Linked DNA regions of Mus musculus: regions 2, 3, 4, 5 and 6 are each linked to region 1. A link is a loop called in an ENCODE intact Hi-C map of the cell type or tissue named here. Cell type or tissue: left cerebral cortex. All regions are shown on one strand. Region 1 overlaps Mfsd4a (major facilitator superfamily domain containing 4A). Region 2 has its middle 13 kb from the start of Elk4. Region 3 overlaps Slc45a3 (solute carrier family 45, member 3). Region 4 overlaps Cdk18 (cyclin-dependent kinase 18). Region 5 overlaps Nucks1 (nuclear casein kinase and cyclin-dependent kinase substrate 1). Region 6 has its middle 7.5 kb from the start of Gm37120.

Region 1 (5,000 bases):
TAACCACATGGTAGCTCACAGCCATCTGTGATAGGATCTGATGCTCTCTTCTGGTGTGTTTGAAGAGAGCTACAGTGTATTCATATACATAAAATAAATAAATTTTCATTAAAAAAAAGAAAACCAAGCTTCAATGAGAAGAAATTATGTCATTTGGGGTCATAGGCCTGCAAATGTGGAGGTATGCTTGTGCTTATGATGACCTCAGAGCCTACATACTCTTTGTCCCTTTCTGGGAGTGTATTGGAGAGGACATATCCTAGGTACAGAAGCTGTGAGATGGGTCATATAGCAGGGACAGGCCTAGTCAGTGGAGAACAAAGAAGAGGACACCCTTTTCCATGGAGATCAGAGATACTTCCTGGAAGGGCATGGGGTGGGGGTGGGGGTGGGGGTGGTGGAGTAGTTGGAGGCAGTCCAGAACAAGTGTGGCTCTGGCCCAAAGCATGGTGGCTCAGAGTAACTTCTGTGTCATCAAGGAACTCCGAGGAGTTGTGTGGCTAGACTGCAGCTCTGAGAGGCTCTAGAGAAAAGGAGCTCCCTACTGGTGCAGAAGCCAGCTGGGCTTCAGAGGACCCTCTGCAGCAGCTTGGAGAGTGACCTTGTGACGTCCTCACACCTAGATCCCATCAGAACAGGCCACCTCTCCACTCAGAGGAGCCTGGGCCCAGGGTGTGGTATGGAACCACAGGGGGTCATAAATGCTCAGTGGGTCAGACAAGACTGAAGGGAAACAAGTCCAGACCTATGAAAGCACAGGAAGGGACTGGATATTGGACAGTCCAGCACTGTTAAATATGCCAAGCAAGTAAATGATGAGAAAGGAAGGTTGACTGTAGCCCCAGACCATGGGGAGTGACAGGAAGATGGAGCTGAGTGATCATCCAGCAGACTTGCCATACTAGCACATCAGCTCTTCTCTCAAGACTGACATGGGGGGTGGGGGGGGGGGGAAGGCTGGAGAGATGGTTCAGCGGTTAAGAGCACCGAAGGCTCTTCCAGAGGTCTTGAGTCCAACTCCCAGCAACCACATGGTGGCTCACAACCATCTGCAATAGGATCCGATGCCCTCTATTGGTGTGTCTGAAAACAGCTACAGTGCACTTACATACATAAAATAAATAAATCTTAAAAAACAAAACAAAACAAACAACCCTGACATGAGAACCCTGTTTCTCACTTAGTTGACTCCTGAAAATCTGAGTGCCTCCGGGATGAGCTGAGGGAAGGGACCATGTCTCCTGTGTCCCCTGGGCATGTCATGTTCTCAGTAGCACACAGATGTGTTCTCAGGATGGGTGCTGACACTGGCTGATGCTTTTTCTGCCCTCACTTCCGTCATGGCCAGGGCTGCTCCAGAATCATAGGCTAAACGAATTTTCCCTGGTTTGAGATGCAGCTCAGCTGTGTGTTGAACCCACTCAGGGGATCCAGGAGCCAGAAACTTGAAGACGCTTGGTACTTTGACTTATTGACCACACGAATTGTTTTTCTTCTAAGTTACAGACCAGATACCATGACAGCCAACATTAGTTAGTTGTAGATCCATAAACAGTACCGCAACATCATGAAGAAAGAAGGAAATGGATAAGGAAGCCACAAGGCTTCCCAGAGGCCTGCGAGGACACATGTAGGACACATAGCCATGGACAGGGCATCCATGACCAAACATGGCTGTCCCCAACCATGCCAGGAGGTGTTTTGATTTTCCTGGTAAAGAGAAAGCCCAGACCTGGAACACTCCAGCAAGCTGGGGGCAGGAGAGGAAGTGTCTACCCGCGGCAGGAAGCATGCTCTTGTGTTTCCTCTGACACTTACCTTTATACTGGAGGATGTCCTCGGTGTAGGCCAGCATACTGGGGAAGGTGCTACTGAGAAACAGCCCCAGGCTTGCGGTCCCCACAAACAGGAAGATGACATTGTAGGAGAAGATAAGCAGCATCAGGAAGGTCACCACCACTCCCACCTGTCACGGCAGAGGCAGAGGCAATTAGAGAGGGCACAAGGCTCCGGGCATCTCAGAGAAAGGGACGCTCACTCGGGCAGGGGCATCCTTGCTGGCCCGGGAGAACGGTGTGGTCCATGCGCCACCGTGTGGTCTCACTGATACCTGCACGGTTCCTAGTTTGGGATCTAGGAGGTCTAGGGAGTTGAGCCTCCCAGCACCTATCTATGTGCAGCTGCACCCTCCCACCCCAACACCCAGTAAACCCTGGGGGAATGACCGAGGGTCCCCAACGACTTCTCTGAATCCAGGTCATCAACATTCCCTCTCCCGATGATGGAGATGGGCAGTCTAACACCCCACTCTTCGGTTCTCTTCCTCTGACACCCAAGTTCTAGTGTCCAGAGTGAGAAAGCCATGAGCCAGCAGGATGGGTGGTGGACCTTGGTTTCCTACTCCCTGGGAATTCAACACAAGCACCCAGGAGGATCAGTGGCTATGGCAACCAGCTTGGGGCTCCTTAGATTTGACTTAAATCCCACTGGAAAAACCCTAGGAGAAGGTTGTGGTCCATGCGCTGGAGCTAACAAATCACCAGCTCAGATCGCCTGCTCAGATCTCTGTGGCCTAGCAAGGTCCCTACCTCACAGGCAGAATTTTGCTTAAACAACCCAGTTTTTAAGCTCTTTTTAAAAAATGTTTTTTTAATGTAAGCATTGAATGATTTTCACATAAACCACAGCTGGGAAGAAACCAGAGCTGTACAAGGCTTAGAGTCTGCAGCTCCTACTGCAGGTCTTAACTGCATGCCTCCCAGCCATGGAGCCCTGAAGTCGATGTCTCCATGAACTCTACATTCTTATCTTTACACCAGTAGTTACTGTGAGGTCTCAAACCAGGCACAAATCTCTGAGGTGCTTATTTCACATATCAAATTGAACTGACCACCAGGTTCTCCCAGCATCCCTCAGTCCCTGCCTGTCATAGAGTAAAATGGCTGGCATACCCTACTCTCTACCCTAAACTTCTCCAGCTCAGGGGCTGGGGTGGCCTCCCCAGCTGCTCTTCCTATATAATCCATACATTTTAGTTACATGGTCTCTTTTTGGTCTACCCTTTACTCTCCTGCCCTCTTGGTCTGGCTCTCCTCTCTTCTCTCCCCCAACCCCTCACATGGCTCAGGGTCATGTTCATTCTGGACTCTCACAGATGTCCCTGCCTCTGGCTATGTTCTCCCTTTTATCTACAATAAACCTTTCCTCTACCATACCTAGGAATAGTGCCTGCCCACCTTCCTTTCCCTTTTCCTTTTCCTTTCCCTTTCCCTTTCTCTTTCCCTTTTCCTTCCTTCCTTCCTTCCTTCCTTCCTTCCTTCCTTCCTTCCTCCCTCCCTCCCTCCCTTTCTCCCTCCCTCCCTCCCATCCCTCCCTTCCTTCCTTCCTTCCTTCCTTCCTTCCTTCCTTCCTTCCTTCCTTCCTTCCTTCCTTTTTCATTCAGTTAGCAAGAGGATGTCAAGGCTGATGGTGAAATGATACAAGAGACTTCAAAACTATTGCATTTCCAACAAATGGTATATTACTCTAGCATTCTCCAAAGGCTGGGAGACAAACCCAAGGCTTGGTGCATGTTTGGTAAGTACTCCACCACAGAGCTACAGCCAGCACTCTGTGTTCTATAGAAACCTCATGCTCTATACTAAGTCCTAGCTTGGTAGGGAAAATGTTCCTGGGTTTGGGCTGTGCATGTAGGTCAGATTTAGAACACTTACCCTGGGCACCCAAGGCCCTGGGTTTGATCCCCAGAGCTACAAAACAGAAAACATTCCAGGTAAATATCTGCATATCTGTTTCTAGGAAAATATGTACACAGACCTAAACATCACAATTAGTCCAGGAACCCACAAGGACTGGGTAGGCTGAAAGAAAGGGACCTTCAGAGAGTCACAGGTCTTGGGGGATTTTGCTCACACTGGAAGAGGGAGTCTAGTGACTCCAGCACAAGAACCTCAGTAGCTCTGCCTCAAGATCTCTCAGAAGGGATGCATTCTAGAATCACCCCCAGACTCACCCTTCCTGCCCTAGGACGGTCACCAAGAAATGGTGGCTGAAGATGAACACACCCCTTCTCCCTGGAGAGGTAACTTGAACGATGTCTTTTATAATAAAAATACAAGGCAGTGGGCCATGACGGTGCACACCTGTAATCCTGGGGCTTAGGCGTCTGAGGCAGGAGGCCTAGGAATAGAAGCCTGAGCTGTATAGTAAGATCTTACCTCAAACAAAACCAGGAAAGCAGGGGCTGGAGAATAACTCAGTGACAGAGCACTGGCTGCTCTTTCAGAGGACGTGGGTTTGAGTCCCAGTACCTACATGATGGCTCACAGTCATCTATAACTCCAGTATCAGGAGGTTTGATGCCCTCTTCTGGCCTCTGTGGGCACCAGGCATGCAAGAGGCGCACAGACAAACATGCAAGCAAAACACCCATACACGACGCCCTGGAATCCACAAAAAAGTGGAAGGAGGACAAACAAACCTTCAACATTGTTCTCTTGCCTCCACACATATACCATGGTCCATATGTGCCCCCTAACGTCTCTCACTCACACACATACACACACAAATGTAATAAATAATAATAATAATAATAATAATAATAATAATAATAGCAGCAGAAGTCACAGATATAACTGTGGTTCCAAATACAACATATTTTTTATTTGGCAAAGATGAACCTACAGCTCTATTTATTCTTTCTTTCTCTTTGAAGCATGGCCAGAATTCTATCCTAGGTTTTCTGTCTACATCCCCATTCACTATAGTCACAAGATTCACTTGTCTTCATGCTAGGGATGCTTATTGTCCTTAAAACCATGATGTTGGTCCAGAACTCCAGACAGGCATGTGAAGCTGTTCTGCAGATGCAGTGTCTCTTGGACCACTGACAGTGTGATCCACACTGAACTTGGAGTTTTCTCTACGTGTCTTTCTCTGCCCATTAACAAGCTGTACATCCCATTCCTCCCTTCTCTGCTGCCCACCAGTTGTGTTCAGAA
Region 2 (5,000 bases), 52 kb before region 1:
TGGAAGAGCAGTCAGTGCTCTTAACCACTGAGCCATCTCTCCAGCCTGAGTCAAGAACTTTTAAGAGATGTTACAATACTCTTCTCCCTCCCCTCACTCCTCTTTAGCCTTTTGGTCTGCAACCAAGGCTGTGGCACACAGACACTGTTACAGAATGAGTGACAATGTGTACCAGCGGCCCAGGGCTAGCCGCGTGCATAGATGATATCTAGGTCAGCCTGAGATGCCGTGTGGGCACCAGGAAGACTTCCTAGAGGAAGTAATGCTAAAACAGAGTGGACGCCCAAGCCAGAACCAGCCATCTGCTCCCTACCAAGCTCTTCCAATGAGAAGCCTGCATCTCGGTCACTGCTGTGTGATCCACATCCAGCTCCTAGCTCAGTGTTACTCCTACTATGTGCACTCTTGGCTGAAAGCACCATTGAACAAACACAGTGGCCGGGTGAAATGCTGAGCAAGAAGGCTACCTCAGCCTGCTGCTCCTATCAGCTGCCCAGACTGAAGCTGAGGCTGCCTTGGCCTTTGCCTGACACATAGTTTATTGTGTGTTTTCCTGACCTTTAGCCTGAGTTCAGTAATACAACAGCTGCCCTGTTTACAATGGATGTGTCCTAAAACCCCAGTGCATTCCTGAAACTGCAGGTAGTACTAAACCAGTCCAGTATAATAAACACTCTTTTCCCAGATGATTAATATCTGAAGTTTAGTTCCTAAGTTAGGCACAGTGACATTAACAAAAGTAACTAATAAAATAGAGCAATCTGTAGCTACATCCATAATAAAAGTTGTGTGGATGTGGTCTCAGCTCCCACAGGCAGGTAGCATATACCTTGTGGAAACATTGGATAGAGGGTGAGTTAGGTGAGATGGGGCAGGATAACAAGACATCTTCGCACTCATCAGAAAAGCAGGCTTATGAATCACCAGCTGTTAGACTATTCCATTCACATTTTTGAATTGTGGGTGACTGTGGGTAACAAACCACAGAAGCGAAACCAGGGGGAAGGGGAAATTATCGGGCCATGGGAGTCAGAAGTGGTTTCACATTTTTGAAAAAGAACTTGTGGCTTTTGTTTTTCTATACTAGAGAAAGAACTGATTATTTTAGACATATGTACAAATTATACGGATAATATTTTTCTGAAACTGCCTTGCATTTTTAATATAAAAAATTTCAAAGTTGTGAAGAGTAGCAGAAATAAATCATGGGATATGAACAGGGGTTGGGATACGTCAGCCAGATACCAGAGACGGCCTTGACTTTGTACCCAGAGTCCTGGGAACTTAGCCATCTGGCAGCCCTCTTGTTCACAACCAGGATTGGGCCTCATAAGTGATCATCACCTGCCTCTAAGACTATTATGGTGAGCTGGGGGCAACTAGGTGTGTAAGAGCACATGCTCTCTAAGCGTGATGTCCTGAGTGTGCGTCCCAGGCATGAAAAGCCAGGCATGACTGCACATGCCTGTAACCCCAGCACGAGGGCTACAAGGACTCACTAGCCTGCCAGCCTAATCCAACCGGTAAGCGTCAGGCGTGAGAGACCCTAGAGAGCCACAGAGGAAAGACAACTGATGTTCTCCTTAGGCCTCTATCACACAGGGCAGTGATACCCACACCCAAAGACTCACATGCCTGCATCATATACACACCAACATGCACATGCATGCAAGCGTGAGCGTGCGTGCACACACACAAAAGAATATGATGATTCATTTTATGTGTTTGAATGAAATACCCAGATATTTAGTCAAAAAGTATTCTCTGTTTCCAAGAGGGTATTTTGGACGAGACTAAGATTTATCCAAGCTAAGTAGAGCAGATTTGCCTTCATAATGTGAGTCTCAGCCAATCAGGTAAAGGCACGAATGGAGCCCAAAGGCCGAGCCTTCCACTGAATACAAAGGGATTCCCCCTGACTCACAGCCTTAAGCTGCTCATTGACGTCTTGCATCTTATGCCTTGGGACATCACTGGGACTACACCACTGCTCTCCCGAGGCTCCGGCATTGGGAAAAAAATGCAGATTCAAGGACTTGGCAGCCTCCCTAATTTTGTGATCTGTTTTCTGAATGTATGTATACTTGTGTCCATGTGTATGTGTTTGTGTGTACCTATGTACATGAAACATGTATGGACAGATGTCAACACAGTCCTGTCTTCCTCTATCATCTATTTCTTTCCATCTTAATTTTTTTTTTAAGATTTATTTATTTATTATATGTAAGTACACTGTAGTTGTCTTCAGATACACCAGAAGAGGGCATCAGATCTCATTACGGGTGGTTGTGAGCCACCATGTGGTTGCTGGGATTTGAACTTCGGACCTTCGGAAGAGCAGTCGGGTGCCCTTACCCACTGAGCCATCTCACCAGCCCCTCCATCTTCATTTTTGAGTAAGCATCTCTCCTGGAATGTGGAACTCATTGATTTGGCTGCTGAGCTCCAGGGATGTGCCTGTTGCGACCCAGACCCTGCTCTCCTGTGCTGGGTTTAAAGACATACACTGCGGCATACTAATTGAATACACTGCAAGGCATCTGAACTCAGGTCTTCATGCTAGCATGGCAAACAGTTCAACAACCAAGCCATCTTCCCAGCTCCCTAATGGTCCAGTTCCTTCCATCTTCCCCCCATCACAGGCCTCTGTGTAGCCCTGGCTGTCCTGAAACTTGCTCTGTAGATCAGGCTAGCCTCAAATTCAGAGACCTGCCTCCCTCTAACTCCTGAGTGCTGGGATTAAAGGCACGTAACACTACTGCCCAGCTAAAATTTAGTTATTTTTTATTTTATGTGTGTTTTGCCTGCATGTATATACGTGTACTACATGTATGCAGTGCACATGAGGGCCAGAAGAGGGCACCAGATCCATTCGAACTGAAGTTACAATTGATTGTGGGACAACTAAACCTGGGTTTCTTGAAAGCAGCAAAGGCACTTAACCCCTGAGCCACCCCACCCCACCCCATCCCAACCCCACCGGCCCCCAATTCTTATTGTAAATTTTCTTCCTCCTTCTAGCTCTTTCTTTTTGGTGTTTTGAAACATTGTTTCACTGTGTAGCTACTGTGGCTGGAAATGGCAACAGTCCTCTTTCCTTACCTCTTCGGTGCTGTGGGTTAACAGAACGTGCTACCACAACCAGCATATAGGAGATCTCTACCACAAACACACACACACACACACACACACACACACACACACACACACACCTTCCCTACTAGTTCTGTTTCTCTGAGAACACCGATTATGTGGCTGTGTAGGAGGTATAGGACTTGGGTAGTACATAGGGAACCACTCCCTGACCTGACTAACACCAAGTAAGCTGGACCTCATAGATGCTAAAGCTGGAATCGAATCTCACCTCAATTACAGACGCTCTGGAGCAGTCTTATTTCTTACCTTCCTTGGAGGTCAAGACAGTAACTGCAGGGCTGCCGGGACTGCTCAGCAGTTAAGAGTGCTTGTCAGCTATGGAGACGACTTGAGTTCAGTTCCCAGCACCCATGTCAGGGGTCTCACAACTACCTGCAACTCCACCTCCAGGATAGCTGACATCCTTGTCTGGCCTCCTCAGGTCAGAAGATGCACACACATCCGCATTCCTGGGACAGTCATGGGATGGTAATAGGCTGGCATTGCTTTTTTACAGAAATGTAAACAACTGGTTGAAGTGTTTTCCCCTTCGAATTTTTGATTTTCAGTTCTGAGCACTGAACTTCAAACCTCACACATGCCACACAAATTTTCTCCCACAGAGCCACACCTCCAGCCATAAAGAGCCATTTCAGTGAGCTCATAATTTGGGGGTACCACAGGCTAGACTCATTTTCTCAGCCAGGGATCTGCAGTGGCTTTCAGAAGGTGCATGGGTAAACTCCATGGTGCTCCCTTGAAAAAGAAGGAAGGAGGCTCCTGAGATAGTGGGAGCTGGGCTAGGGAGAAGCAGAGTAAACTATTGCCTCCTCTTTTTCTCTTCAGGCACTAGTCTATATTTCTGCTGTTCCTGGGACATTAAACTGTACACATCTCAGGGAGTGAATGGTTGTACATGGCTCAGGGCTTCATTCTGAAACTAGAGTTCCTACATTAGCATCTGCCTCCTCTTAAAAATAACTTTGTGGGGGGTGGGGGGGCTGGAATAACAGCTCAGCAGCTAGAAGGACTGGCTGCTCTTCCAGAGGACCTCCCTTCAGTCCCCAGCACCCACATGGCAGCCCACAACTGTCTGTAACTCCAGTTTCAGCAGATCTGACACCCTCACCCTGATGCATGTAAAATAAATCTAAATGTATTTAAAAAAATAACATGTTGGAAGGTGGGGACAGCTTAGCTGGTAGAGTTTGTAGGACTAGGAGGCTGCCGCTGCTGTTTATCAGTTGTGCCTGCTTTTGTTGTTTCTGTTTGCTTTTAATTTAGGCAGAAACCAGGTGCGATGGCACACCAGAAGCAGAGGCAGGTGATGTCTGGGAGTTTATGGCCAGCCCTGGTCTTCATAGCAAGTTCCAGGCCAGCCAAGGCAACACAGTGATACTGTTTAAAAACAAATTACGGGGGCTGGAGAGATGGCTCAGCAGTTAAGAGCACTGACTGCTCTTCCAAAGGTCCTGAGTTCAAATCCCAGCAACCACATGGTGGCTCACAACCATCCGTAATGAGATCTGACACCCTCTTCGGGAGTGTCTGAGGACAGCTACAGTGTATTTACATATAATAAATAAATAAATAAAAACAAATTACACTGAATTAGCTGAACCTGGGAGCTCACATCTGTAGTCTTAACCGCTAAGGAGCTAATACAGGAAGTTCCCAAGTTCAAGGCCAAAAAGGGAGATTTAGTGAGAGTGGAGACAGATTAGGGAGGGATATAGCTCAGTGGTGGAGCACTATTGCTCGTGCTTAAGGCCCCATGTTCAAGTTCTGTACTAAAAAAATTTGGCCGTACGAGTGAGTGCATTGTTGGAGTGTGGCTTGGGGGATTCAGCCTTCAAAGGGAATCT
Region 3 (5,000 bases), 63 kb before region 1:
CCCCAACCATGTTAAGGGGGTGGGGGGTGGGGGTGGAGAGTCTGCTTGGAATCCACACCAAGTAGCACCTCCTTAGGTTTTGGATTTTTTTCCCCCCCCTGAAAGCCAGTTGCCTGGTTTCCTATAGCCCCTGATTAGAGGCAGTGAGGGCCTGTTGTCATATACGGGAATCCCCGCACCTGAATACACACCTGTCTTTGTTTCCTTTTTATCCCCACCCTCAGGTGTTCCTGCCCAAATACCGAGGGGACGCTGGAGGTAGCAGCGGTGAGGACAGCCAGACAACCAGCTTCTTGCCAGGCCCTAAGCCAGGAGCTCTCTTCCCCAATGGACACGTGGGCTCTGGCAGCAGCGGCATCCTGGCCCCTCCACCTGCACTCTGTGGGGCCTCTGCCTGCGATGTCTCCATGCGAGTGGTGGTGGGTGAGCCACCTGAGGCCAGGGTTGTTACGGGACGGGGCATTTGCCTGGACCTGGCCATTCTGGACAGTGCCTTTCTGCTGTCCCAGGTGGCTCCGTCCCTGTTCATGGGCTCCATTGTCCAGCTGAGCCACTCTGTCACTGCCTATATGGTATCAGCTGCAGGCTTGGGTCTGGTCGCCATTTACTTTGCTACACAGGTAGTGTTTGACAAGAACGACTTGGCCAAATACTCAGTGTAGAATTGTGTAAGGCATCAAAGAGAGGGTCTGCCTCATGGGTTCTCAGCCCTTAGAGGGCTGCAGAGCTGGCCTCTCCAGGTCTTTGTCGCCTAAGTGGCTCTCTGCTGCCACCCTAAGGCAGTGAGGTGTATTGTTGCACAGATAGGAGCCAGAGCTTTCGGGGCTCTGGCTTCAGAGTCTGGCTGGCCTACTGGCAGCCTCTCGCATGGAAGTCATTCTGAAGTTCTGCAGGGATTGAAATGTGGTCTGTTCAGGTGTCCTGTATCAAGGCTCCAGGTTAACAGCTAACCTCCTGCTTAAGTCACCAGAGGGAGGATTTGGGGGACCTGAACAAACTTCCCTCCAAGTCCCTTGACCAGATTCTGCCACTGTTGCTCTTGCATGGGAGTTTCTTGTAGGATGCTCTCCTCCACAGGGTTTGGCAGGGTGGAAGTTGGAAGGAGGAACCCTAGCAGGCAAGATGAAACCCCGTGATCTACAGCACTGCCTTTCTGCTGAGTCTCCCACCCCCCACTTGTTTCAGGAAATGGCTCAGCTTGTTGGCCACAGAGACACAGGCCTTTAAATATTTAATTTATTATTTATTTAACAAATGAGAAGAAAATTCATTCCCAGCCTTTTTATGTTGTGCCTAGGAGTTGAGTAGGGTGGGATTCCCCAAAACTGGGTCCCCTAAAATAGCTGGTCACTGTGTTAGATATTGCCAGACTCCTCTTCTGGGGTGATAGATATGGTCCCCCAAACTGCTCAGCCCAGTACCTCGGGCAATCTCTTCATCCTAATTGAGAGCCATAAGATGTTCCTGCTCAAGGATTGGGACCCAAGGTCTCCACAGCATACCAAATCCCAATTCTCTCTTGACCCAGTTTGGTTCCCTGATTGCCCACTTCTCCCTATGGGAAAGGACTGTGAAGAGATTGCCCTTCCAAGTCTGTCCCCTGGCTCCAGGACCTCTCTATGGGGCTTTCTGAATCCTAAGCACAAATGTGGTTCCTTAGGCTTCTGCCCATCTCAGCCTCTGGGGCATATCTGTCACAGCCTGGGGAATCTCACACAAACTCAGGAGTACTCCCCGCCAGAGCCAGTGAGCTCATCACGTCGAGGGGGATTTCAGTGCTGATTGCAATAATGTTATCTATGTCTTATTTATTTAGCAGAGTAAATATTTTATACCGTATGTGATAAATCAGAGTATAATGTTTATGGTGATGAAATTAAAAGCTTCGTATATGTTTACTTGATATGTGTTTGTCTTTTCTGTATGAGGAGGAGGCCATTCTAAAATCAGCCTCACTCTGTTCCTGGGGGACTCTTAGCTTTGGCAGCGTCAGTTCCCATGTGTGGCCAGCAGGTGGAGCCATGGGCCAGGTACAGGCATAGGGACTGAAGGTAGAGACAGGAAGAGTCTTAAGTGCAACACTGTGCAGTTTTCTGCTTCTCCAGGGGTCACTGAAGATGGAGCGTTCACAGTGAGGACAGTTGGCGTGTGGAGGCAGGATTTCAGTAGTTGCCATGGCAACGTTCTTTCACATCATACCCTCACCTGGTCCAGCTCAGTCCTTCCTGCCTTGCCCTCTCTCTGAGCTCTCCAACCCAGACATTCCTGCCCCTGACATTCTAGAGTGGTCAGCACAGTTAATACCCACACGAGGGCTCGTTTTACTTTTGAAAAGGTTTCTATGGGACTGGAGAAGATGGCTCAATGGTCAGTGCGTACTATTCTTGCAGAGGACCCAAGCTCAGCTCCCAGCACCTGTACCAGGCGGCTCAAAACTGCCTGTAACTCCAGTCCCAAGTGATCTGATGACCCTCAGACTTCATCATACAGACATACACATAAATGACAATAAAATATTACAAAACAAAGTCCTCTGTATTATCTAACTTTATTGTGAAAATTGTCAAACAGTATGTGTGGTATAACCAGACCCCGGCTTCGCAACTCAAAAATCGGTTCCTTTCCAGGGGTTAGTTCTTAAAATTCTCTGCTATGCCATTTTATTTCACTTGTAAAACTTTGGTATGTAGCTCCAAGAGAAGTATTCTGGGTGGGGAGATTGCTCAGTGGCTAAGAGCATTTGCTGCTCTTCCAGAAAACCGGAGTTCTGTGCCCAGCATTCACAAGTTCTTGTCATTCCAACTCTAGGGGGCTGAACACCCTCTTTCTGCCTCTGCACACACACACACACACACACACACGCACACACACACACTCAAACACCACAGTTTAAAAGAAGACTGTTTAATTACTTGCCTGTATGCCATGTTATCTAATGGAGCATAGGGTAATTAATTATTCAGGTCATGTACAGCTAGCTGCCAAAGGAGAGTGAGTGTCAGTGCTGCTTGGTGTGGTGGTTTGAATAAGAGTGGCCCCTCTAGGCTCATATACTCAAATGCTTGGTCATCATGGAATGGCACTACTTGGAAAGAGTAGGAGGTGTGTGTGGCCTTGTTGGAGGAAGTGTGTCACTGGGGGTGGGGGTGAGGAGGGCTTTGGGGTCTCCAAAGCTCAAGCCAAGTCCAGTGTTGTTCTCTTCCTGCTGCCTACAGATCCAGATGTAGAACTCTCAGTTCCTCCTCCATCATTATGTCTGCCTGCATGCTGCCATGCTTCCTGCCATGATGATAATGGACTAAACCTCTGAAGCTGTAAGCCAGCCCCAATTAAATGTTTTCCTTTATAAGAGTTGTTATGGTCATGGAGTCTCTTCACAGCAATAAACACTGATAGTTGGTTTAAAACAGGCCCTAGTTTATATACATTACCTCTAGTTGCTTTGCTAAATTGTTTCCTGCATTCCTGGGTGTCTGTCCCCCTTTTTATTATTTTTAGCCTGCCATTTAAGAGTCCTGGGATTTTTCTGAAGTGTTGCCCACACTCCATATTGGCCTGGCTGTTTCCTCAGGTCTGCTTAAGATGGTCCTCTTTTTTCTTTTTGTGGTGCTGGGAATTGAACCCAGGGCCTTGGGTATTCTGGTGAGTGCTCTATCACTGTGCTATGCCCCCAGCCTTAAGGTACTCCTCCCGCACCCCCATAGGCTGCCAATAAGATAGAGGCTTGGCTAGACTCAGGGTTTATTTTGGTAAGACTGTATCACAGGTGGTCCTTTCTGTAAGCATCCTTCATAGGTATAAAATGTCTTCCTGCCCTATGTTTTGTTTTTCTGGTGTGTGTGTGTGTGTGTTTAGAGTTTCCCACCAACCTTCCATCTAAGCCACTGGAGATTATTGCCAAGGTCTCCTCCCCTCCCCTCCCCTCCCCTCCCTTTCCTTTCCCTTTTCTTTTTTTTTTTTTTTTTTTTTTAAAGATTTATTTATTACATGTGAGTACACTGTAGCTGTCTTCAGACACACCAGAAGAGGGCATCAGATCTCTTTACGGATGGTTGTGAGCCACCATGTGGTTGCTGGGATTTGAACTCTGGACCTTTGGAAGAGCAGTCGGGTGCTCTTACCCACTGAGCCATCTCACCAGCCCCCACCTTTCCCTTTTCTTTCTTTCTAAGATTTGTTTGTTTTATGTATATGAGTACACTGTCTCTATCCTCAGACACCCCAAAGAGGTTTTCAGGTTTCATTACAGATGGTTGTGAGCCACCATGTGGTTGCTGGGAGTTGAACTCAGGTCCTCTGGAAGAGCAGTCAGTGCTCTTAACCACTGAGCCATCTCTCCAACTTCAAGGGTCTCGTTTCTTCAGATGTGAAATTACACCCTTCAACCTCTCTCAGTGTCTGTCTCTATTTTTCACTCTTATATTTTGTCCCCCCCCCCTTCTCTCTATAGCCCTGACTGGCCAGGATCGTGCTCCATAAACCAGCTCAAAGATCCATCTGCCGCTGCCTCCTTAGTGCTGGGATTGAAGGGGTGTGCTACCACTGCCTGGCATATCTCTAAAAGAGAGAATCTTTTTTTTTTTTTTAACTTGTTTATTTATTATATGTAAGTACACTGTAGTTGTCTTCAGACACCCCAGAAGAGAGTGTCAGATCTCATTACAGATGGTTGTGAGCCACCATGTGGTTGCTGGGATTTGAACTCAGGACCTTTGGAAGAGCAGTCAGTGCTCTTAACCGCTGAGCCATCTCACCAGCCCAAGAATCTTTTTGAAAACTCACTTAAGGTCTGGAGAAATGGCCCAGAGGTTAGGCAAGCACCCTTGCTGCTCTTGTAGAGGACTGATGCTCTGCTCCCAGGATGCACACAAGGTGGCTAACGGCCACCTGTAACTCCAGTTTCCTATTTCTGGCTTCTGTGGGCACTGCATGGGAACATACAGAAAAGCAGACATACATATATACGTATATAAAAACAATTTTAAAAAACATCACATAGA
Region 4 (5,000 bases), 70 kb after region 1:
TGCACTTCCATTGGGAAAGGGTCCCAAGGACCTCCGTGACCTCACTTCCCCTCGGGAAGTGACCTCACGCCCCATCCCACAGTGGGTGACAAGGGGAATGGTATCCGGGTAGAGGCCACCACAGAGCTGTGTGGCAAGCAAGGGAAGGAAGCAAATGCTACCAACAGGGCTGCCGAGTGGCCCTCCAGGCTGGCCACAGGCATTCATTGTTCAGCCCTCTGATGGCCACACAGGCCCCATATACTTCCTGAGTTCATGTTCCGTGTGGCCTCTCATCCCTCAAGGTGCAGCAGGGTGGGCATGGTTCAGAAGATGCTCTGCCGCCGGCTCTTCCCTCGCCCTGGAGACAATGGAGGAATGGGGAAGGGATTGAAGGGACACCTATCCTTCACGTGCTCTGATCCAGTGAGCTCAGGTCGCATCTCTGTGGCTTGTGAGCTTCCTGGAAGTGTGACTTACCCTCTAGGGGTCTCAGGTTCAATGCAGTGGAGAACATGTGTGGTGACAACCCCACAGGGTGTTTTAAAGGCTACACGAGACAATGCATTGGAAGCGTTGTGCTAGGGACAAAGTCTGGACCGGCCAGGAGCTCAGGGTCTTCACGGAGAGCACACCAGAGTCAGGGCCTGCCCTTGCCAGGACTACTGTGAAAGGCTGTGTTCCATCTGGGTGGGACTGGGTGAGGGAGGAACCTCCCTATGTGTTGACTTCCCATCCCAAGGGCAGACTCTAGGCTGCCCTCATGTCTTCCTCAAAGAAGAGTCTCCACCGGGGAAAGGTGGTCTACTTGGCTGCCTCTAGGAAAGGATATGGGGTGGGGGCATGTGGCCCTACCTGGGTGCTGGAAGGCCAGGCCACGATAGCCTGGGTCCTTTTGGAGCTGGATCTCCTTCAGGGAGAAGATGGAGGCAGCTAGGCAAGAGAAGAGGGCGGGAGAGGCTTGGGTGGAACCACATTCCCACACTTAGCATCCCCACAGAGCCCAGGCACTCTCCAGTCAAGACCAGCCTGGAAGATCTACCATCTCAGGTGGGATCCACCCCCTTAGCTCCAAATGGGAACTGAAGGGGGAAGACATGTGCCCAAGACACTCAGCTGGACCCAAGGCTCCAGGCTCTGTTATAGCTCCCACTCATGCTGGCTGCCCCCATCCCTGCTTCTGGCTGGTCCCTTCTCCCACCCATGCTGGCTGCCCCCATCCCTGCTTCTGGCTGGTCCCTTGGACACTTACTGTCATGGAGCTGATGAACTCGGTCTCCGAGAGACTGGAAGTAGGGGTGATTGAGGGCTGCCTCTGCTGACATGCGACTCTTGGATTCATACTGAAAGGCACAGGGTAGGTAGGCTCTTGGGCCCTGGTGGAGAACCTTCTAGAAAATGGGACTCCTGTGCTAAGGTAGAAGGCTGAGGAGGAAGAAGCTCCTGTCTAACCCAAACCATGCAGTCTCAGGCCTTATGATACCACGGTTTAGACACCAGAGCTTCCCAGGAATGTGACTGCATCTTGGGATGAACATACATGAAAGGTCATGGCTATCACCCTCCAAGTATCAACTCTATTTGTATATGGCACCACTAACTGCCCTTTATCCTGTGCTTGCTCCCAGGTAGGCACTGCACCATCCCCAGCATCTTCTAAAGGATGAACTGATATTCGATAGGAAGTTGAGAAAACTGAGCCTTTTGTCCCCTGGAAATGCCCAACTAGGCCTTGGGTACCAAACACAGAACCTAGTGCTTTGGAGTCACAGGCGGTGTCTGAACTACATGGCTTTCATTCGTTATCGCTCCCAGGGTAGGATGGGAGGAAACTCACCAGGAGGAGGCTGCTCAGGAGGTTGATGCCTTCAGTATCCAACCTGCAAGGAGGAGGTGCTGGCACAGGCACAGCCAGGGGCAGGCTGGGGACCCGAGCCTCTGGGAGGGAGATCACAGTGGGGAGCAAGGGGCCTGGCAAGGGACTACCTGGGGGCGTGGCTGAGCAGTGGCTGTGGTAGGTATCGGGGGAAGTTGTAGGCTCGAAACTCAGAGATGGACGTCACACCCGGCCACGACTCTTCTGTAGGTGTCCCTAGAGACGTGGGACCGGGTAAGAAGTATAAGTGAAGGGCCGAGGCCGATATGGAGAGGGAGCAACATTGAAGAAGAAAGCAGAGTAGTCAAAGCTAGCAGGCCCCCCACCTCGGTGCTTCTGGGTAGACAGAGTTCTAGCGCCCCCTGGTGACGAGGTGGAGCGTACAGAAAGAAACTAACCTAGGAGACGGAAGATGAGGTGCAACTCCTCCTTGACAGTAGAGCCCGGGAAGAGGGGCTTGCCGGTGGCCATCTCATAGAGGATGCAGCCCACGCCCCTGCGGAAGTAAGGGCAACACTGAGGCCAGGAAGAGCAGGCACGCCTCCTAAGGCTGCTATGTGAGGGGTCCAATGGGGCTTGAAAGGCTTGTAAAACCAACCCCCACTACGGACCCCCTTTGTGAGGCCTGCGTCCCCTTAACTGCTAGGCAGGAAAAGATTCAATACTCTCAGTCTCCGAGGAGCCCTGGGCTCGGCCAGACACCTGTGCTGACTTTAAAGTTGAGTTGGTTTTCATTTTACACCAAATCGTACATTTTAACAATAAAATAGTATGTCCCCTTCCAAGATGTTCCAGGGGAGGCCTCATCCATCTACCCTCTGGTAATTCCCACCTCCACCCCCCTGGGAACCACCTCAGAATTATAGCGTTAGAGGCTCTATAAGCTTGGAGAACCTGATATATTTCAGACTTCATTTGCTAACAGCAGCACATCAGGGAGACGTGAAGCCTAAGGGTACGGATGGCCTGGTTCACTCCTGTCTGCAGCTCACTCACCACATGTCAATGGGGGTGGAGTACTCTGTGGATCCCAGCAGCACATCTGGGGGCCTGTACCAGAGGGTCACCACCTCATTGGAATAGGTCTTTGTAGGCACTGATTTGGCCCGGGCCAGGCCTAGGAACAGACATGTTACTAGACCTCCGCTAAAGGGTCCTAAAGGGTCCTATACTCAGACATCCCCCAGCATTCCTGCACACTGAAGAGGCCGTGTAACCCAGGGGTCAGACCCTCCTGCCAACCTGACCCTGGCATCAGCCTCACCAAAGTCGGCCAGCTTCAGCTCGCCCCTCTCATTGATGAGTAGGTTCTGGGGCTTCAGGTCCCGGTGCAGGATCTTGCGGTGGTGGCAGTAGGCCAGACCCCGGAGCAGCTGGAACATGAATATCTGGCCGAGAGAGCAAGAATGAGCAGCTTAGTGGGACTAGGTCCCACGTGGGAGACCCTACGCCTCTGTCTCAGGCTGGAGAGGAACGGGGACCAGAACAAGTCTCTAGGAAGGCTCCCCAATTCTGTCGCCCACCCTGAAGGCCCACCCTGTAGGCCACCCGAGGACCTGTAGACACCAGAGAATCGCATATGGGGGCAGAGTTCAGGGATGGAGAGGAGGCCGTGAGTGAGAAGAGGCTGGAGCAGTCCCTAAGACGTGAGGTGGGAGAGCAGAGTAAGGGTCCCATAGGTGGGGATGTATGTGCTTGGTCTTTAGGTACCAGAACTGGCCACACACACACACACACACACACACACACACACACACACACACACAGCTTCTCAGAAGCCTCTCTTCCCTCTGGCAGGTAAACTCAGGCTTGGTATTCAGTTAGAGAGGGCTCTGTATCCACAGCTAGACAGAAGAGGATGGTAAGTCTGTGTTCTTGGCTGGGGTGCTCAGATGGCCTCTACACTGACCCTTTCCTCTTCCCTGCATTTGAGGCTCCCGAGTGACCTCAGCAGTCGGTGACAAAGGAAGCGTCCTAAACTGGGTTCTATGGCAGATGGCTGTCATGGGAAGGTCTCTGCAGGCAGGCCCCTCACCTTGACATTGTGCATGTTCATGAGGTTCCCACAGTGGTCTAGGTACTGTTTCAGGTCACTGTCCTGGAACAGACAGACAGGTTCAGGCCTGTCCTCTGCCTGGCTGGTGGTCCAGGCTCAGGCTGAAAGGAAGCCCTGTCCTGTCTGGGCCCATGCCTGCTGGTGGCACAGTACCCTGGCCCTGAATCCTTGGCCCACTTCCGCATGAGAACTTAATTGGCAAACAAAGGCTTGGGTCCTTCCCTCAGCCCATCCCTCCCACTCCCTCACTCTCTCTCCTCCCCACCCCACTTCACCCACCCTCAGGGGTGAGCCCCAGTCCAGCTCACCAGGTACTCAAACACCAGGGTGAGGGACCGATCTGTGTGAATGAGGTCATGCAGGGTCACAATATTGGCGTGTTTCAGGTCCTTCAGCAGAGACACTGGGGAGACAGGACCACTTGGGTCCCCAGGCCCACCAGTACCTCCCACTATCCCTTCCTGGGGCCAGCAATGGCCCTCCACCCAGGCTCCCACCAGGTGCAGGCTGCTGAGCCCCTTGTCCCAGAGGCCTGGGGTGCAGACCCGGACATTGTACCCTCTCGAATAGCAGTGCAGGGCGCCCCTTCCTCATGCTCCAGCCGGATCTCCTTCAGGGCCACGAGGTTCTCTGTCAGCTTGCTGCGTCCCTTGAAGACGGTGGCATAGGTACCCTGCGACAGGGGAATCCCTGGTCAGCCCCAGATCATCCTGCTCACACTCTCCCTCCCAGCCCCACCTCTTACATCCTAGCTTGGGCTAGGATTCAAGCAAGCTGGGTGCCCTCTGTTCAGATTCTGTTTGCTCCAAAGTCTGCTTTCTCTTAAAGTGTCCCTATCGAGTCCCCGGCTGGAACGGACTGCGTTTGTCCCTCTGTTCCCATGTTGCGGCCTCTCTCTTAGCATAACTCTGCCTTGCTCTTAGATTATGGTGATGTAGCCACTTTTCTGTCTCATAAACCTATACCCCCTCCAGGCCACCAACCCTGACACAGGACACCAAAGCAGTTTAATAACAGTGTCCTTGCTGTGTGCCAGGCACTAAGAACCGTACATAAGCTTCTCCTGGTACCCTTCCATACCCCCAACAG
Region 5 (5,000 bases), 110 kb before region 1:
ATGGAGGGTTGGGGAGTATAGTACTCAGTTATGCCCTAAAAATAACATGTATAAAACCCTGAAGTGTGATGTGGGTATGTGTGAGTGCGTGTTTGTAAATGTCTGGCATTTAAACCTTTGTCTTCTGGAAGTTAGTGAATTCTTTCCCTTTTCCTCTGGAAGTATTTGTTACAAGATTTGTAAATAAGAGCTCTACATAGTCTGTGTACCGTGAACATATTACAGCAAACCTTCCATGCTTCATTCCTCTGCAAGGCATAAGACTGCCAGGTTGCTCAGCTCCCGTGATCAGTTTGCCTTCATTCATCTTTTAGACTTAATTTGACAGTTCTAAAAACTCCTAGTCTTCCTCAATTTTAGTCTTTAATCTTTCATGTTCTGAGCAGAAAGGGTCAGAAAGTTAGCCTGTCTTCGGCCATGGCTGAGAGCCTGGCATCCTTTTCTTCATACAGTAGTGTGGCTTGATACATGGCTAGACAACAGAGTGTTGGGCATTCTTGCAATACCTTAGCAGTGCTGAAATTTGCAGCATGGTACTAAGGAAGCTAAAGTTTGAATGTAACCACTTTATTTAAAGGGTTTTTTCTTTAATTTAAATGATACCGAGTTGAAGTGAACATGATTTTGTTGACCATGTTCATGAATTATAGATGCAACATGCATTGGTAGGCTCATGTGATGGTCTGATGTGATACTTCATTTCATCCATTTACATAATCCTGGTCTGTACGCATTTGCATAAACAACAACAAACTCCTGCCTTGCTCTGATTGAAGGATTTCCAGGACTGCTGTCTGCTCCTGAACTTTGTTTTAAGTATGCGTATCCTTTGCTTGTATTTTGTATTAAGAAATAAGGAAAAGAACCCCTTATTGTTGAGCATGTTGGTATTGTCCCCTTTATTTTTTTTCTCTTGGGGACATTATGAAGCAAGTTATTCTTTTTCTGTATCTTTTTCTTTTCTTTTGTAAACCTTTTGGTTTGTTTTGTTTAAAAATGGCTTTATAAAAGGGCTTTTGTAACCCAGATGTGTGCTTCGTGTGCTTCTTGGGATATTGAGAGCAAATACACTGACCATTGTGCAGCAGTTACCTTAGCCCATCACTCTCTGACTCCCCCTGTGCTGAAAAAGGAACACAGCAGAAGTCAGTGCCTAGAAACAATCAAGGGACAATAGGTTGACAACGGTTTGTTTGTTTGTTTGTTTTTAATATATATATTATTATTTGTGTGTGGGTTTTGGGGGGTTTTTTTGAGACAGGGCTTTTCTGTGTAGTCCTGGCAGTCCTAGAACTCACTCTGTAGACCAGGCTGGCCTCAAACTCAGAAATCAGTCTGCCTCCAAAGTGCTGGGATTAAAGCCATGTGCCACCACCACCCAGCTTTTTTTTTTTTTTTTAATTTATTTATTATATGTAAGTACACTGTAGCTGTCTTCAGATACTCCAGAAGAGGGCATCAGGTCTCATTATGGTTGTGAGCCACAATGTGGTTGCTGGGATTTGAACTAGGGACCTTCGGAAGAGCAGTCAGTGCTCTTAACCACTGAGCCATCTCTCCAGCCCCCATGACTAAGTTTTTGATTGGTGAAGAGGGATTGGATATGTGATCTCTCATCTGCAGTTTTTCTCATCTGCAAAGTTGTAAAGTGAGAAGGGCAATTGAAGTATACAACCAGGTGTATAAGGAAAGTTAGTGTGTTTATGTTTACAGGACACAGATTGTCAAGTACTGGAGCCACACTAACCATCTTGTAACAGACATAGTACCAGACCAGCTACTGAAGCCAGAATCAACTTTATGAAGGAAAAGTACGCTTCCCAGGAGTAAAGAACCATAGTCCTTTCTGTGGTGTGTTATTGCTTAGATTGGGGACATGGCATATGATGCCTCCTTGGAAATGAACTGAGACTAGCTATTTGGGTACCCCCTCCCCAGTATTTTCTCTTACTTGCCAAAATAGCCAAATATTTGCTGTAACACTGTAATTGTATCTTCTGTGGAGATTATATAAGGTTTTTTGTTTGCTTGCTTGTTTTGTTTTAAGTCAGGATCTCTATGTAGGCCCTGTTGTCCTGGAAGTCACTATGTACACCAGGCTGGCCTTGAACTCACAAAGACCCACCTGCTTCTCCTCCTTCCTGAGTACTTGGATTCAAAGGTATGTACCACCATGCCTCTCAAACTTTGTATTCTGCTGTTGGTTTTTCTTTTTGTTTTGTTTTCTTTTTTTCAAGACAGGGTTTCTCTGTGTAGCCCTGGCTATTCTGGAACTCTCAAACTTGCAGGCTGGCCTTAATGCTGCCTCCTGAGTGCTGGGATGAAAGGTGTGCACCATCACACCCAGCAAACTTTGTATTCTTCATGGAGTTGTATGCACCAGGTTAAAGTTGGTTTCTGTAGAATTTTTTTTTCAAGATCTACCTATTGTACTTTATGTGTATGAATGTTTGCCTGCGTGTATGTCTGTACCATATTCATGCCTGGTGCCTACTGAGGTCAGAAGAGGGCAAGTTCCTGGACATGCAGTGCTACACAATAGACTGTCTCTTAAGAAACAATCAGCTTGATGTCACAACAGTCATCCTCTGCCAACAGAGGGCAGTGTTTGCCAACACTGAGCAAGCGGTGTGCCTGCTTTCTGGATCATTTTTCAGATGCTTTGCCGTCACGCCTGGCTCATCTCAATAACCATCTTTAAACATAATCAGAAATCGAAGGTGTTCAAATAATTTGAGGCTTTGTCTATAGGGGCCATATGGGTGTCCTACCTCTGGAAATTTTCAAACTTTCCTACCTCCCCCCACACCCAATCTCCCTACAGTGCTATGAATTAAACCCAAGGCCTTACACACATTAGCAAAAGCTCCACCTTTAACTGCATCCTCAGCCTGCCCTTTGCTGTTCTTTGGCATCTCCATATACCGCAGGACACTTGAACCAGTCCAAAAAATTATATTGCAGATTTAATGAAGTGGCAGGATATGTCTATAGATAGTTACTAAGGACAAGGCCTAATGACACTTGCCTTTAACACCAGGACTTGGGAGGCAGAGGCAAGTGGATTTCTTTATGTTTAAGACCAACCCAGTTTACATACAAGTCCCTGGACATCCAGAGCTACATAATAGCCCTTGTCTCAAATAAGATATGTATTAAGAACAATCAGCTTGACTTTATAGCAGTTGCCCTCGGCCAATAGAGGGTAGTGTTTGCCAGCCATGCCTGCTCCCCATTTTCCCATGCTGTGTCTTATCAATCCCCCCCCCCCCCCCCCCCCGTCAGCACAGCCTGTCACCTCTGCTTTACAGTCTGTGATTGGTGGGTCCACTGGAACGCGCAGCAGTCACCATCTGGGTTTTAAATGGGGAGTCAGATCTGATTCTTACACATGTTCTCTTGTACTGTTCCCCTCTTAGGATTTTGAAGCTTTGCAAACAGCATCCTAAAATGAATGTGTGCATTGAGGTTTCAAAATTCAGTGGTAACTCTTGTTTTGAAACAGGTGTTAACTTTTGCAGTTGTCCTCCATGCTGAAGGTTTCAGTCCTGACAAGTATTCACACATTAAATACAGAGCCTTGTTCTTCAGACTGTGGAGTGGTTGGCCACTCCTTGATCTTGATGGCATGTTTCTCTTTCCCTCCATTCTCTCAGCCCAGTGGACAGCTACCAACTTTAACATGCTCTGGCTGGACCACTGCCAGGAGAAATCTGTACTCTGGGGTGTGCTCCCTGTTTCGATAGTGAAGTCCTGGACAAATATTGTGGAATGCAAGCTGTGCTAATTCTGGGGACAGGGAGCCAGAGGGTGTAGCCAGAGTTTCCAGCTTAGTAAAGCAAATAGTTACTTAAGCATGATAACAAAATGTTGGAAATGATGGTTGGTCTTGACTTAGTGCTGCTCTAAGCAGGCATACAGTGATGGTTATTAAATCTAAGGAACAGCAAGGAAATGTGTGTACATGTGTGATTGATAATGTTTTAGCTGTTAAGATTTGTGTGTGTGGGTGTGTGTGTATATTCACATATATATGTCCTTTCTGTTTAAATGTATAAGACAGCTCTTTGAGAGCTGGAGAAAGGGCTCAATGGTTTAAAACACTTGTTGCTCTTATAAAGGACCCAAGTTTAGTTCCCAGCACCCCTGTCAGCTCTGTCAGTTGGTTCAACTGCCTGTTTGTAACTCTTGCTCCAAGGGATCCCATGCCTTTGGGCTTTGGAGGCATCTATTCATGTGTTCTCTCTCTCTCTCTCTCTCTCTCTCTCTCTCACACACACACACACACACACACACACATGTACGCACACACAAAGTTTTTTTTTTATTTTTTAAAGAAAGACACCTCTTTGGCCGAGGTAGAATGTTATGTATATTTCTAGTTGTATTTTCCCCCCATCTTGGACAGGAATAGGTAGTGTGTATGTGTTCCTTTCGACATAAGACTAGAGCAGGTGAGTGAAGTCATTGGTCTAACAAAAATGATGGTTAAAGTTTTAGGATTACAAAACTGCCAGTTTAGCCGGGTGTGGTGGCGCACGCCTTTAATCCTAGCACTCAGGAAGCAGAGGCAGTCAGATTTCTGAGTTCGAAGCCAGCCCGGTCTACAAAGTGAGTTCCAGGACAGCCAGGGCTACACAGAGAAACCCTGTCTCAAAAAAAAAAAAAACAAAAAAAACAAAACAAAAAAAAAAAAAAAACAAAACTGCCAGTTTGTAATCCTAAAGGACTAGATATGTAGTGAGAGATGATTCTTACCCACACAGAGCCAAATGTGTTTAGTGAAACAACTAACCAAAAGTAGGTTTTGAAACACTGGGCTTGCCAGGCAGTGGTGGCGCACGCCTTTAATCCCAGCACTTGGGAGGCAGAGGCAGGAGGATTTCTGAGCTTGAGGCCAGCCTGGTCTACAGAGTGAGTTCCAGGACAGCCAGGGCTACACAGAGAAACCCTGTCTCCAAAAAACAAAAAAAGAAAAGAAACACTGGTCTTTACTAAAT
Region 6 (5,000 bases), 63 kb after region 1:
GGAGCCCCAAGTCCCAGACACAAACCCATAGAATGAGAGTTTATTGTTTGGGTCTTTCTTTGTTCTGATCATTCCTTGATTTTCCCTGGGTCTTCTCTTTTGGAATAGGAATATTAATTCTGTGCCATCATGTATTAGAAGTATGTAACTGCAGGGTCTGGCATAGACTTGGTAGGGGTAGTATAACATGGCTCCCAACCCTGGGACAGGGCATGGGCCTCCACGAGCGTCGATGGCTGCTGTGGGTATAAGGCTTGCTGTGGGCATAAGGCTTGCTTGTATAATAGTGTACATATTTTACATTCTTCCTTCAAGGAATGTCCTCCCTGTTAACGTTAAGGACTCCATGATAATCAGAGACAGCATGAGTGTGGATAATGTTTTAGCAAAATGGTAAACACTGAGACCTTTAGGACAGCCCTTAAGGCTGTGGAAAAGAGCTCTAAAAACATGAGTTCAAAAATATATAATTTCTTAACTATGTAAAACATAAGGCTGTAATATAAATTGTATGAGGAGTTTCATGGAGCTAAAGGAACAGAGGCAGCTGCACTGTGAACCATGTTGTCAGAAAGATACCGAGGAAGGAGATAAAGAGATTTAGGGAGTGATGGTCCCAGGAGATCCCACCTAGCTAAGTTTTTTATGCTTACAAAGGCAGGCAGATTCTTGAGTTCAAGGTTGACCCGGGACAGAGCAAGGGTAGGCACAGGCAAGGTAGAAATGGTAATTTCAGGGCAGGGTCCCACTCAGCCAGTTTATCCTCTGTGCTTAACTGAGGCAGGCAGAGCTCTGAATTCTTTTGCAATGTTTAAAAAAAAAAAAAAGTGGGTTGGAGAGATGGCTCAGTGGTTAAGAGCACCGACTGATCTTTGAACAAAGTTCTTGAGTTCAAATCCCAACAACCACATGGTGGCTTACAACCATCTGTAATGAGATCTGACGCCCTCTTCTGGTGCATCTGAAGACAGATACAGTGTACTAATAAATAAATCTTAAAAAAAAATGCTTGCTGTCTCCTAAGAATGAAGGGGCTGGGTCATGGGATGCTGATTCATAGGATGATCAAAAAGGGGACCTGGAGTAAATGACTGGATTGATATGTAAAATAAAGGACTGGGGTTATGGTCTGCAAAAGATGAGTTATCCAGAACATTTATTTATTTATTTTTTAGAATAGCAAGAGAGAATTGCTTGCAGAACTGTCTCAAGAAGAAAACAGAGAGGGAGAGCCATCTGGAGACCACCAGAGAGAACGCAGATCAGAGAAAAAGCGGCCTGGAAAGCTGTCTGGAGCAGAACATAGACCTCCAGCTCAGACCCATGATTTGTTTCTGCTGCTCCCAGACATCCCTTTTCTCAGAACCCCTCTCTAAGCTGAGCCTGGTCCCTGGCATGAAACTTTTATTTTATAAGAACTCATATATAAGAGATTGCTTGGGTCTCAGTGAAGTTTGAACTTTTAAAAGGAGAGACGACTCATAGGTTAGGAACACTGACTGCTCTTCCAGAGGTCCTAAGTTTAATTTCCAGCAACCACATGGTGGCCCAAGACCATCTATAAAGAAACCTGTCAGATGCAGATATTTACACCCAACCAATGGACAGAAGCTGGTGACCCCTGTGGTTGAATTAGGGAAAGGCTGGAAGAAGCTGAGGAGGGGGGCGACCCTGTAGGAAGACCAGCAGTCTCAATTAACCTGTACCCCCTAGATCTCTCAGACACTGGACCACCAACCAGGCAGCAAACACCAACTGATATGAGGCCCCCAACACATATACAGTAGAGGACTGCCTTGTCTGGGTTCAGTCAGAGAAGATGCACCTAACTCTCAAGAGACTGGAGGCCCCAGGGAGTGGGGAGGTCTAGTCGGGTGGGGAGGAGGTATGGGATGTGGAACCAGAGGGTGAACCAGGAAGGGGATTTAAAAAAAAAAAAAGGTTGAATAAAAATTTTTTTAAAAGAAAGAAATATGATGCCCTCTTCTGGCATTTAAGTGTACATGCAGATAGGGCACATATATTTAAAAAATGTTAAAATTATTAAAGACTAGGGTCTTTTGAAGTTGGATTAAGTGGTGGGGGAGACGTTATATTATAAAATGGTCCTGAGATTATGGAAGGTTATGACATAAGTGATGTGTCTGAGTGCCAACTTGACAAAGGGCAGGCTTGTGGTGGTATGGTGAGCCTGGCATGACCTGGGAGACAAACCTCCAGGCACACCTGCAATGCCTGCTTAGCCTCTGGGCCGGCCTGAGAGTGACTGATGGGTTAACTAATTAAGGAGGGGGGAGCCATCCTAAAAGTGGGTGCTGAACCGGATAAGAAAGCGAGTTTGGGAGGGGTGCAAGCACTCATCAAGCTCTGCTTCCTGCTTGGGGATGTGACATGACCAGTCACCTCAACCTCCCACCACCTCGGTTTTCCTGCTGTGAGGGACTGTACCTCTGTGAGCTGTTGCTGTGTCTCCCCTGAGTTACTTCTGTCAGGATATTTTATTATAGCGACAGGAAAAGGAGCTAAAACAGGGTGTGCGATGCCACAGAGTGGCAGGGGAAGAAGGCCAAAGAGAAGGCAAGAACAGATCTAATATGGAGGGAAGTGGCCAGTGGTGTCACATCTCATCACTGTACCAGTGCACCCTGGCCTGTCTGTCTGATGAGGAAAGTTGGCGCACTCATCTAGAGCTAGCCAGCGAGGAGCACCAGCAATGTCACCAGCTACTGTCATAACAGGTGGAGCAGGAGCAGGTCCTGCTGCCCCTTTAGGCTGGTGAGGGGTGGTAGGGTTGGGAAGAGAAGGGAGGGATGGATGGAGCCACTTGTTGGAGCAGGGGACAGTGGCCTTCTGGCACTGTTGGGCTTGTTCGGCTCCAGCCTCTGTGTCATGCGCAGTTTCAGGCCCATGGTCTTCAGGACTTCTGCTGGAATATTCTACTCCTGGCTTCCATCCAGCTCTCCCCTTACCTACCTACTTACCCTGACTCTATCAGAGACCTCTGACCAAACCAGCATGCCCACCCCTGCCTTCACATCTCCTGGTGCAGCCTTAGCTCATCTTCTTGAACTTCTGGCCCTGTGTTCAGCTGGGCAAAGCTCATTTGTTTCCCTTCTAGCTTTCTGCAGTATAGAGAGCCAAGCACACAGTACCTGACAAAAATCTGTTTGAAGAAGGCCACCTTGACCTGAAGGCCTGAGCTTTCAGAAGCAAGAAGGAGTGTCTTGTACCTGACCTGTCCTGGCTCCCTGCACAGGGCCAGGCACAAAGGCTGTGACCAATGTCTAAGTTGATGATTTGGTCTATACAGAGGGGTTCAGAGGGGGGGTTCTGGAGTCCCAAATTGGAAGCAAGTGTCCAAACAAAGGTGAAGAAAAATGGACCACAAGCAGCCAAACTGCTCTGAGGGAGGGAGAAAGGAGTTTGTCAGGCATCAGCTCTGACCCCAGCTCCATACTTCAGGGCAAAGTATAGAAGGCCCTGCACCTTCCAGAACCTTCCCGGGGCTGTGGCCGTGGAGATATGAAGGGTGTCTGAGTCTGTGAGGAGCCATCAGGTCCAAGGAACTTCTAGCTTTGAAGGCTGACAGGGCCTGGGGATGGATTCTGTAGGAGAAGCCTACCATACCTGAAAGAGTGGGACAGGGAGCGCCAACCAACCCCTAGGTACCTGGAAGCGTGGGCCCTGCTCTGCAGCAATCAACAAACAGGGCCTTCTGGTCAGTAGCTGTAAGTGGACATGGAGGAAGGTCAGATGGGGCCCTGGGCACTCCTGACCCAGCACCAAGGACAGTAAATGTTATGCCAGAGGGGACAATGGCTCACCAGGGACTCCAGCAGAAAGGCTTCTGTTTAGGAGAGTGGCACACTATCAGGAAATGACTTCTGGGTACCCAGGAAACAGGGCTCCAGGGCTCAGGCAGGGGTTTTGGCTCAGCTTGGTCCCTAGGGCACTAGCAGAGGCTCCTGCAGCTCATCAGCCCTGGCAGCTCATAGCTGGTTGCTCAGCCCTGCCTCACTCCCACATCCAGCTCTCCTCTCCAGAGCCATCATGTCTCCTGGGTCCAGGCAAGTCCAGAGTAAGCCTGTCCTTCAGGGTCTAAACCCCTGCCCCACCCACCCCCTGCAGGCCACCGGCATTCTAAGTGGAGTGGTGACCCAGGCACCTCTCCCTGTATCCCTACAACCAAGGTCAAAGCACAAGGACAGCAGCACGGCAAGGTTCTGAAGATGCAGCAGCGTCCGCACATAGTGGGCCCGCAGTCTAATAATAAATGTTGGCCTTCACAGTGCTCCCGCAGGAAGCTTCAAACTACTCTGTGCTCCCTTCCTGCTTCCCTGGTCTCGCTGCTGACATGTTCCCTTCCCTCTACCCTCTCCTCCCTAATGGCCAAGGAGGGCTGGGCTGCACACAGACCCACGGCTCTGGAATTCTGGGAAGGTTTTTTGTCGTTGTTGATTTGTTTTTTTCCTGGTGCTAAGAATGGAACTTGGGGCTCACAGAACTCAGGGACTTGTAGATGGTAGGCAAGGCCTATGCCACCAAGCCATGTCCCCAGGTCTTAACAGACATGGGATTCTAATTTGTTATGTGACCAGTCACTTCAGCCCTTGGGGATGCCAGTGTTTATACATGAGATCGGGGAGAAAGAGGTTGTGGTGGAGATTTGATGCGATGGGTACAGACCTTGCAGGTAGGCAGAGGGCAAGGGGCAGGGGGCACTGGGCAGAGGGGAGGGGGCAAGGGGCAGGGGGCAGGGGCAGAGGGCAGAGGGGAGGCACTTAGTGTCCAGGCTGCATGCAGTCATCTTCTCATTGGATCCCAGCCTGTGCGTTTCCTTTCCCTTATAGAAATCACTAGTTGTTGCCTGAGAGGCTCCACACTTTGATGCTTTGATGAGGAAATGCTATGAGGCCAAGGACCAAGCCCTGGCTCACTCCAGCTTCCACTGCTTTGTCGAGGAAGCAGGAGCGCCCTCAAGTACCAGGGTCACAGAACAG

What was found. Hi-C counts contacts between places; a loop is a spot of excess contacts. Peaks named below come from ENCODE experiments on the same cell type or tissue, not always from the same donor. Only the 100,000 strongest peaks of a DNase experiment are listed, where the experiment ranks them.
Region 2: a loop joins it to region 1, with 6 times the contacts of the local background. A loop is called at or near these places in 35 of 42 quality-filtered maps.
Region 3: it touches region 1 in a loop (6-fold over the local background); 34 of 42 quality-filtered maps call a loop at or near these places.
Region 4: a loop joins it to region 1, with 2.4 times the contacts of the local background. A loop is called at or near these places in 16 of 42 quality-filtered maps.
Region 5: it touches region 1 in a loop (1.8-fold over the local background); 9 of 42 quality-filtered maps call a loop at or near these places.
Region 6: it touches region 1 in a loop (2.6-fold over the local background); 16 of 42 quality-filtered maps call a loop at or near these places.

The regions. Positions count from the first base shown.
Region 1 is chr1:132,044,488-132,049,487 of GRCm38, forward strand. Mfsd4a (major facilitator superfamily domain containing 4A) reads right to left here. Exons shown (of 10, transcript NM_001114662.1): 7 at 1,819-1,966. Among named protein-coding and RNA genes, the nearest start is that of Mfsd4a, 21 kb to the right of the region's middle. In left cerebral cortex, CTCF peaks have their summits at 1,063 (motif pointing left) and 2,101; a DNase peak (open chromatin) is centred at 2,084; H3K27ac peaks cover 291 bases.
Region 2 is chr1:131,992,409-131,997,408 of GRCm38, forward strand. No RefSeq gene overlaps it. Among named protein-coding and RNA genes, the nearest start is that of Elk4, 13 kb to the right of the region's middle. In left cerebral cortex, a CTCF peak has its summit at 2,832 (motif pointing right); DNase peaks (open chromatin) are centred at 305 and 2,852.
Region 3 is chr1:131,981,067-131,986,066 of GRCm38, forward strand. Slc45a3 (solute carrier family 45, member 3) reads left to right here. Exons shown (of 5, transcript NM_001177628.2): 5 at 225-1,906. The coding sequence ends at 662. Among named protein-coding and RNA genes, the nearest start is that of Slc45a3, 21 kb to the left of the region's middle. In left cerebral cortex, CTCF peaks have their summits at 772 and 2,001 (motif pointing right); DNase peaks (open chromatin) are centred at 772 and 2,013.
Region 4 is chr1:132,114,631-132,119,630 of GRCm38, forward strand. It overlaps Cdk18 (cyclin-dependent kinase 18), which reads right to left. Exons shown (of 16, transcript NM_008795.2): 6 at 4,470-4,584; 7 at 4,220-4,314; 8 at 3,891-3,953; 9 at 3,120-3,243; 10 at 2,852-2,972; 11 at 2,254-2,351; 12 at 1,966-2,071; 13 at 1,817-1,859; 14 at 1,232-1,322; 15 at 835-912; 16 at 1-340. The coding sequence ends at 306. Among named protein-coding and RNA genes, the nearest start is that of Gm37120, 15 kb to the left of the region's middle. In left cerebral cortex, a CTCF peak has its summit at 2,220 (motif pointing left); a DNase peak (open chromatin) is centred at 2,209.
Region 5 is chr1:131,935,296-131,940,295 of GRCm38, forward strand. It overlaps Nucks1 (nuclear casein kinase and cyclin-dependent kinase substrate 1), which reads left to right. Exons shown (of 7, transcript NM_175294.3): 7 at 1-1,026. Among named protein-coding and RNA genes, the nearest start is that of Slc45a3, 25 kb to the right of the region's middle. In left cerebral cortex, CTCF peaks have their summits at 1,094, 1,369 and 2,598 (motif pointing right); a DNase peak (open chromatin) is centred at 2,606.
Region 6 is chr1:132,107,627-132,112,626 of GRCm38, forward strand. No RefSeq gene overlaps it. Among named protein-coding and RNA genes, the nearest start is that of Gm37120, 7.5 kb to the left of the region's middle. In left cerebral cortex, CTCF peaks have their summits at 934 (motif pointing left) and 2,001 (motif pointing left); no DNase peak of the experiment used is centred here.